Linked DNA regions of Homo sapiens: region 2 is linked to region 1. Evidence: chromatin contacts called from ENCODE Hi-C or POLR2A ChIA-PET data. All regions are on one chromosome and are shown on one strand. The core of a region is the stretch at or near the end of the contact, and the rest is flanking DNA. Distances in the headings are between cores, read along the strand shown. Region 1 has its middle 42 kb from the start of CDYL-AS1. Region 2 has its middle 78 kb from the start of KU-MEL-3.

Region 1 (3,927 bases), core at 895-3,394:
ATCTCAGCTCACCGCAACCTCCATCTCCCGGGTTCAAGCGATTCTCCTGCCTCAGCCTCCTAAGTAGCTGGGATTACAGGCATGCGCCACCACGCCCAGCAAATTTTGTATTTTTAGTAGAGACGGGGTTTCTCCATGTTGGTCAGGCTGGTCTTGAACTCCCGACCTCAGCTGATCCGCCTGCCTCGGCCTCCCAAAGTGCTGGGATTACAGGCATGAGCCACTGTGCCCGGCCAAAAACATCATTCTAAGGAGTCCACAGCTTCACCAGACCACCAAAGGGACCCAAGCACAGGACAGATGTAAAGGGAGAGTGTGGTGTGGGGCGATTCCCCTATGGGCTCTTCCTTGCCAGATGGACTCCAAGCTTGCCACTGGGAGAAACCAAGACCTACCTGTAAAGCGGGAGGCTGCTGTGCCCCGCTTTGCTCACTGCTCACGGAGATGCTGGGGTCTGAAGGCCCATCTGGTGCTGACACTAGCACAGAATAATGAGAAAGTTTCTGAGAGAGGTGGACCCATCCTCTTCCCCATCCCCATCTTCCCTCCATCCCCATCCCCCAACTTCCCATCCCTGTGCCCTCCCCTTCCTGAATTAGGAGTCTAACTGAACATAGAAACTGGTCTCTCCTTTTCATCTAGAGAATTCTGAATGCAAAAGTCTTGCTGCAGCAGCCCGTCCCAGCGGGATGAAGAGAAAGCAGACAGAGAGAGCAGCTACACTCTCCCCATCTGGAATGTGGAGTGGAAGGATGTGCTGTGGGCCAAGTGAATGCAGCAGACAGTGACTCAGGCCATCTGGCTGGTGACCCGCCCAAGGTGGCTGGCTGTCTGGTGGGGAGCCCCCTGCATCATGTGCCCCAGGCTGTGATGGGGAGAGCTGGCAGGAGCCTAGGAGTGGGACTCTGAGATGACCCAGTATGCATCAGACAACAGTGCCCTGGAGAGACCCTCAAAGGTCTCTTGAGCCCACACAAGGGGACCCTCCCAGAGAGAGAGTTTGACTGTCAGGACAGCTGCATGACTTACATAAAGGCACCTTTCCCCTAGTCCTTTCCCCTCCCTTCCCGACAACGCCAGAGGGGAAACAGCAGAGAGAGGGCTGGGCGTGGTGGCTCATGCCTGTAATCCCAGCACTTTGGGAGGCTGAGACGGATGGATCACCTGAGGCCAGGAATTCGAGACCAGCCTGGCCAACATGGTGAAACCCCATCTCTACTAAAAAATACAAAAATTAGCCATCACCTGTAATCCTAGCTACTTGGGTGGCTGAGGCAGGAGAATAGCTTGAACCCAGGAAGCAGAGGTTGCAGTGACACGAGATTGTGCCATTGCACTCCAACCTGGGTAACAGAGTGAGACTCTGTCTCAAGAAAAAAAAAAAAAAAGAAGAAGAAAAGAAAAGAAAAAGAAAAAGAAACTGCAGAGAGAGAGGAGAAGAGGAGTAAAATGCAGAAAGAGCAAACAGCCCACCTTCCAGAACAGGGACTGCAAGCCTGGCCTTAGGTGGACGGGAAAAGCCTTTAAACGAATATAAAATTAATCTTTGCCTTCACTTACTGAAATTTTCATACCTGAGATGGAGTCTTAATGACCAGAATGAAGTTTCTCTTAAAACTGAGTGACTAAAAGGCTGTCTGTTCAGCACAAGGAGTAAGGAAGGGGACAAAAGTTTGGAGATTTGGAGCCAGAGGTTGAAAAAAGTATTTCATGGTGTACACCAAACAATTTAGACTAGTCTTGTGTAATATTTATCCATTTGATCTCTGTCTTTTTAAAAACACATAACCACTCACTTTTTTCTTTTTTTTTTTTTTACTTTATCTGAGTCACATACATTTTTACGGTTTCATTTTTTTAAAAACATGTAACTTTTTAATCCAACTGGAATTGATTTTGCCATGCTGTGGCGGAACAGGGACATGGCTTTTACCCTGAGGTTAGGATTGCAATGTGTCCAGGAAAGCCCTGGATTGTCACTGCATGCCTACCTGGGGGGTTTCAGTGAAGAGTCACTGACATTCCTCTTGAAACTTGCAGGGCTCTGCTTGATCATCATCAGGCAGGCTACTGCTCAGGCCCTGGGGAAGGAGAGGAAAGCACAGCAGCTGAGTCACCGGGAGGGAGACACTCATGTGTATAGGGAATCTGTACCCAGAGCTGCGAGGGAACGTGCTTCCTGGCTCTGGGCCACACAGGCTGAACGGCAGTGGGAGGCTGACTGCCTTAGGTGGCTGAAGCAGAATGCTGAGGAATAGGATGGATTTGCTGACGTTTCTTGGAGGATCCGAAGTAGCTTTCACTGTTCCGCTCTCTCCCACTCTGCAGCGCCGCAGGGACTCCTCACCACCTCTGTTGTCCCTGTTCAGCCAAATACTCCATCTAATCCTCCTATCTCTGCCTGTCTTCCAGGCCGCTATCTTTTCTTTCATTTTCCTTTTCAAACTTGAATCTGTTTTCCTCCCTTTCATTTGCTTATCTATTGCTTTCTCCTTGTTTTTTCTTATTACCTTTTTTCCCCTCAAAATTGAAGGGATACTGAGAATTCCCCCCCAATCCCCCCCTCTTTTTTTTTAAAAAACAGGATCTCTCTCTGTTGCCCAGGCTGCAGTGCAGTGGTGCAACCAGAGCTCATTTGCTGCCTCAACCTCCCAGGCTCCAGCAAGCCTCCCACCTCAGCCTCCTGAGTAGCTATGACTGCAGGCATTCACCACTATGCCCAGTGAATTTTTTATTTTTTAATGTTTTTGTAGAGATGGGGTCTTGCTATGTTGCTCAGGCTGGTCTTGAATTTCTTGCCTCAAGTGATCCTCCAGCCTCTGCCTCCCAATGTGCTGGGATTACAGGCATAAGCCGCAGTGCCCAGACATTTCTTCCCATTAAATTAAATTAATTAATTAATTTAGAGACAGGGTCTGGCTCTGTTGCCCAGGCTGGGGTGCGGTGGCACAATCAGAGCTCACTACATTTGCAATCTCTGGGGCTCAAGCAATCCTCCCGCCTCAGCCTCCTGAGTAGCTGGAACTACAAGCATGCACCATCATGCTTAGCTAATTTTTGTACTTTTTGTAGAGACAGGATCTTGCTATGTTGCCCAGGCCAGTCCCAAACTCCTTGGCTCAAGTGATCCTCCTGTCTCAGCCTCCCAGAGTGCTGGGATTACAGGGATGGACCACCATGCCCAGTCATTTTTTCCTATTTTAAATCAACTCTACATATTACTTTTAAATTATCACATATTTAAAATTTGTATTTCACACATACAAGAGAATATATTATAAAATAAAATGACCTCATGTAATTGACACCGAAAAGAAATAAAACATTACCATCTTCCCCCTCCTTCCACAGATTACTAGTCCCTTGAATTTTCTTGCATATTAATTTTTGCAGGAGGCAATGATTTCTTTTTTTTTTTTGAGACAGAGTCTTTCTCTGTCACTCAGGCTGGAGTGCAGTGGTGCGATGTTGGCTCACTGCAACCTGCATCTCGGCTCACTGCAACCTCTGCCTCTGGGGTTCAAGTGATTCTCCTGCCTCAGTCTCCTGAGTAGCTGGGATTACAGGTGCATGCCACCGCATCTGGCTAATTATTGTATTTTTAATAGAGATGGGGTTTCACTATGTTGGCCAGGCGCTGGTCTCGAACTCCTGACCTCAAGTGATCTGCCTACCTCAGCCTCCCAAAATGCTGGGATTACAGGCATGAGCCACCATGCCCGGCCAGGAGGCAACATTTCAAGACATGTTTTTTGGATCCATAATGGAAGGGGATGAGACACAGAGGGAGCCAGGGGCACCTGACATAGACCCTGGAATTCTTACCATTTGAATTAGATCATGATAGCCCCTTTAAAAGGCATGCTGGCTATTTAGGTAGTTTAATACACTAGCACCCTTTAATACTGTAAGAAGGATTTATGTCTT
Region 2 (3,927 bases), core at 645-3,144, 45 kb after region 1:
ACATGGTGAAACCTCCTCTGTACTAAAAATACAAAAATTAGCCCGGTGTGGTGGCAGGTGCCTGTAGTCCCAGCTACGTGAGAGACTGAGGTGGGAGAATAATGCCTTGAGCCTAGGAGGCAGAGGTTGCAGTGAGCTGAGATTGTGCCACTGCACTCCAGCCTGGGCAATAGAGCAAGACGCTGTCTCAAAAAATAAAAATAAATTAAAAAAATACCCAGTCTCAGGTAGTTCTTTTTTTTTTTTTTTTTTTTTTTTTTGAGACGGAGTATCGCCCTGTCGCCCAGGTTGGAGTGCAGTGGCACGATCTCTGCTCACTGCAACCTCCGCCTCTGGGTTCAAGCAATTCTCCTGCCTCAGCCTCCTGAATAGGTGGGACTACAGACATGCACCACCATGCCTGGCTAATTTTTGTATTTTTAGTAGACACAGGGTTTCACCATGTTGGCCAGGCTGGTCTCGAACTCCTGACCTTAGTTGATACACCCACCTTGGCCTCCCAAAGTGCTGGGAATATGGGCGTGAGCCACTGCGCCTGGTCTCAGGTAGTTCTTTATAGTAATGTGAGAATGGACCAATACACCGTTGGTAGCTTGGAAATGGAAATTCCTTGAATAGTTGCTCCCAGCCCCAAACACTTTGTAGAACCCCCCTAATTTCTTCCAAAGCCCTCCTGTTTTCTGTACATTTCCTCCTTTTCTTATGACTCCATCAGAAAATATCTTACATGAGGAAGAAATGGTTTAAAACATTTCTATTTACTTTCATGTTATTTCTGATTATCTACCAGAGAGCATAACTTTTTTTTTCTTTTTTTTTTTTTGAGGTGGAGTCTCACTTACTGTTGCCCAGGCGGTGCCATCTCGGCTCACTGCAACCTCTGCCTCCTAGGTTCAAGAGATTCTCCTGCCTCAGCCTCTCGAGTAGCTGGGACTACAGGTGTGTTCTACCACGTCCGGCTAATTTTTTTTTTTTTTCACTAGAAATGGGGGTTTCCCCATGTTGACCAGACTGGTCTCAAACTCATGACCTCAAGTGATCCACCCACCTCAGCCTCTCAAAGTGGGATGTTCAGTACAGACACGTTTTTCCAGCTATTTTCAATCGGAAATAATCTGAAATCAGATTATCGAAATCGGTTGGTTGAATCCACAGACGTGGAATCCATGGATACAGAGGGCCAACTATACTTGGTGGTCAAACCTACGCATGATTTCAAAGCCCATGCTCATTCATTCTTCTTTCCTTTTTTTCTACTTTAACTTTTACTTTTGTTAAAGCCACGTATGTATAGAGTGCAAATATTAAGATCACTCAACATGGCTGATTGTCAAACATTGCAGCAGTTCCCTGTCCCACTTTCCAGAAGCACCTCCTTGTAACTTTCACCTGAGTGTTTTCATGTTCATTTCCGTATTTGTAAAATATGTAAATTGGTAAATATGTAAAATGCTAGCATGTTTCTTGAAGAAAAAATGTGGGTAGTAAGTATTTGCTGGAATACAAAGATTTCACCGTCTTTTACCCGCCTGTCTCTCAGAACACAATTTAAGTCTTCTCCATTCTCTTTATCCAGTTAAGTTCTAATTTTGGCTGGCTCATTTTTCAGTGTTTATTGTGACTATGCTTGCTGAGTCACGCGGTACACAATCATTACGTTTCCTTCCTCTTGCACTTTTTTATTTTCCATAGAGTTAATAATTGTCTTCCAGTTCTATTTGCTTATTTTTCTGTATACTTGTAACTAATTCAATGCCAGCTCTTTCAATTGGGCATACCTCTCAATATGTTTAATTTCATTTTCTTGAAGAAATCTCTTCTGGATCTTCTGATCTGCTCCAAACTGCACGGGTTGCTCACACAGCAGTGACTCATCTGCCATCTTGCGTTCTGCCTCCACCCATTATCTGGGTGATTTCTTCACTTCTTTCCCTGCAGGTCTGAAAAGGCCTTTATCGTGTCATCTCATTTCATTGATAGTTTGGCTGAGTATTCAATTCTAGGTTTTAAAATTTGGAATTTGGAATTTGGAAGTTCTGCTCTGTTATATTCTGCCTTGTTACTTAAGACCTGCGTTGTTCTCTCTCTCTCTCTCGAAGTTTGTAGACTCTTTCTCTGTCCCTAGTGTTCCTATATGTCACAATGATGCACTTTGTTGTGGGTTTATTTTGTCTTCTGGGACTTGGTGGGCTCCTTTTAATCTAGAAACTTATGTCTTTCAATTCTGAGAGATTTTTCTTGAATAATTTTGCTGATGGTTTCTTTATTTTCTCTTTTTGAAACTCCTGGACAGTTCTCTAATTTTCTTATTTTTTTCTTGTCTATTTTCTATCTCTTTTTCTGTTTACCCTTCTCTCTGGGAAATTTTCCCAACCTAGTCTTCTATTGCAAGCTGCCTTATTTTAAATTCCAAGGATTATTTAAATGTTCTTTCATATTTTTTAAAAATGAGTATATTGTATTCCGTTATCTCTCTCAGGATATTAATAAGGGTTTGGGGGCTATTTTCTCTGTTTTTACCTCCTTTTTCCACTTTGCTTTGGTCTCTGGCTTTCAGATTACCGTATTTTATCGACTTTGAGAACCTTCGATGCTGGTGCTCTTAATCTTACGAGAAAGTGTCCACGAAATTATTTTGCATGGCCGTATCACGGCTGCCTCCTGACTGACCATGATTTTGCAATACTATTGATTTGTAAGGCGGATTTCAGAGATGTTCATTCGGACACATGCATCTTAGGATCAATGAAACAGGGTAAATGCTTCTCAAGTTATCTTGGGATTCTTGCCTATACTGTTTATAGTTTAAGAGTGGTGCACCAAAAATCTGTTTATAGTCTGCTCTGCATGGTGCTGGTGGTAGTAGGTGAGTGGAGGGCTTTACTGACAGTGGAATTAATTGTAAGATGATTCAGCTCGGCTGTTCTTTTTTTTTTTCATTTTTTTGTTTTTTGAGACATAGTCTCACACTGTCACTCAGGCTGGAGTGCAATGGCATGATCTCGGCCCACTGCAACCTCCATCTCCCAGGTTCAAATGATTCTCCTGCCTCAGTCTCCCGAGTAGCTGGGATTACAGGTGCCCGCCACCATGCCCAGCTAATTTTTGTATTTTTTGTAGAGATGGGGTTTCACCATCTTGGCCAGGCTGGTCTCGAACTCCTGACCTCATGATCCACGCCTCCCCCGCCCGGCCCCTTGGCCTCCCAAAGTGCTGGGATTACAGGCGTGAGCCATGGCGCCCAGCCTGTTTGTTTGTTTTTTTAAGAAACATGGTCTTGATATGTTGCCCAGGCTGAAGTGCAGTGGCATGATCATGGCTCATGGCTACCTCGAACTCCTGGACTCAAATGATCCTCCCACTTTAGCATCCCAAGTAGCTAGGACTACAGGTGTGCACTACTACACCTGGCTGATTTAAACATTTTTTGTAGGGATGGGGTCTCACTATGTTGCCCTGGCTGGTTGTGAACTTCTGGCCTCAAGTGATCCTCTTGCCTTGACCTCTCAGTACATGGAGATTACAGGTGTGAGCCACTATGTCTGGCCCAGCTTGACAGTTTTGTTAAGAAACCCTCTGATGATGACTTTCTCATGAACTTGTTGGATTCCCAAGAGAAGAGTTTTTGAATCTTCTGCCTGGAGGATTTAAGCTTGGCTGTCTGCCTTCTGAGCGTCACGATGGGAAGGAAGGCTGGGAATCAGATGCTCAGCATGCAGCTTTGACTTCGTCCCTTTCTTCCATACAGTACTCCTGCCCTTATCTCTGCCTGGTGTTCCCCAGCCCAGAGAGGCTTGATTTTACCTCTCCAGAGGGAAAAAACCCTCCAGGCTCCTGCCCTTTGTGGAGCTGGGAAAGAAAGCTGGTGGAGTTAACTGCTTCTCAAACAGACTTTTCAGTCAAACCTTCTGTTTTCTGCCCCATCTT

Evidence for each region. Hi-C counts contacts between places; a loop is a spot of excess contacts on that map. ChIA-PET counts read pairs that join two places held with the same protein, here RNA polymerase II (POLR2A). Pooled maps may share reads with other maps.
Region 2: a loop to region 1 is called in a map of PC-9, with 4 times the contacts of the local background. The contact joins two enhancer-like sites. A Hi-C loop is called at or near these places in 2 of 168 maps with a recorded cell type or tissue (MCF 10A and PC-9) and 3 of 50 pooled maps. POLR2A ChIA-PET finds 5 or more read pairs at or near these places in 4 of 52 experiments (A549, K562, PC-9 and 1 more).

The regions. Positions count from the first base shown.
Region 1 is chr6:4,731,313-4,735,239 of GRCh38, reverse strand. It overlaps a transcript of CDYL not described here. Among named protein-coding and RNA genes, the nearest start is that of CDYL-AS1, 42 kb to the left of the region's middle. RefSeq lists a silencer at 65-263 and enhancers at 1,444-2,333, 2,334-3,224. Within about 2 kb of position 2,144, at least 5 of the 41 ENCODE cell types and tissues checked have a DNase peak (open chromatin) inside an H3K27ac peak, as active enhancers do; they include PC-9, where a contact is called at or near this core.
Region 2 is chr6:4,686,163-4,690,089 of GRCh38, reverse strand. No RefSeq gene overlaps it. Among named protein-coding and RNA genes, the nearest start is that of KU-MEL-3, 78 kb to the right of the region's middle. Within about 2 kb of position 1,894, at least 8 of the 41 ENCODE cell types and tissues checked have a DNase peak (open chromatin) inside an H3K27ac peak, as active enhancers do; they include PC-9, where a contact is called at or near this core.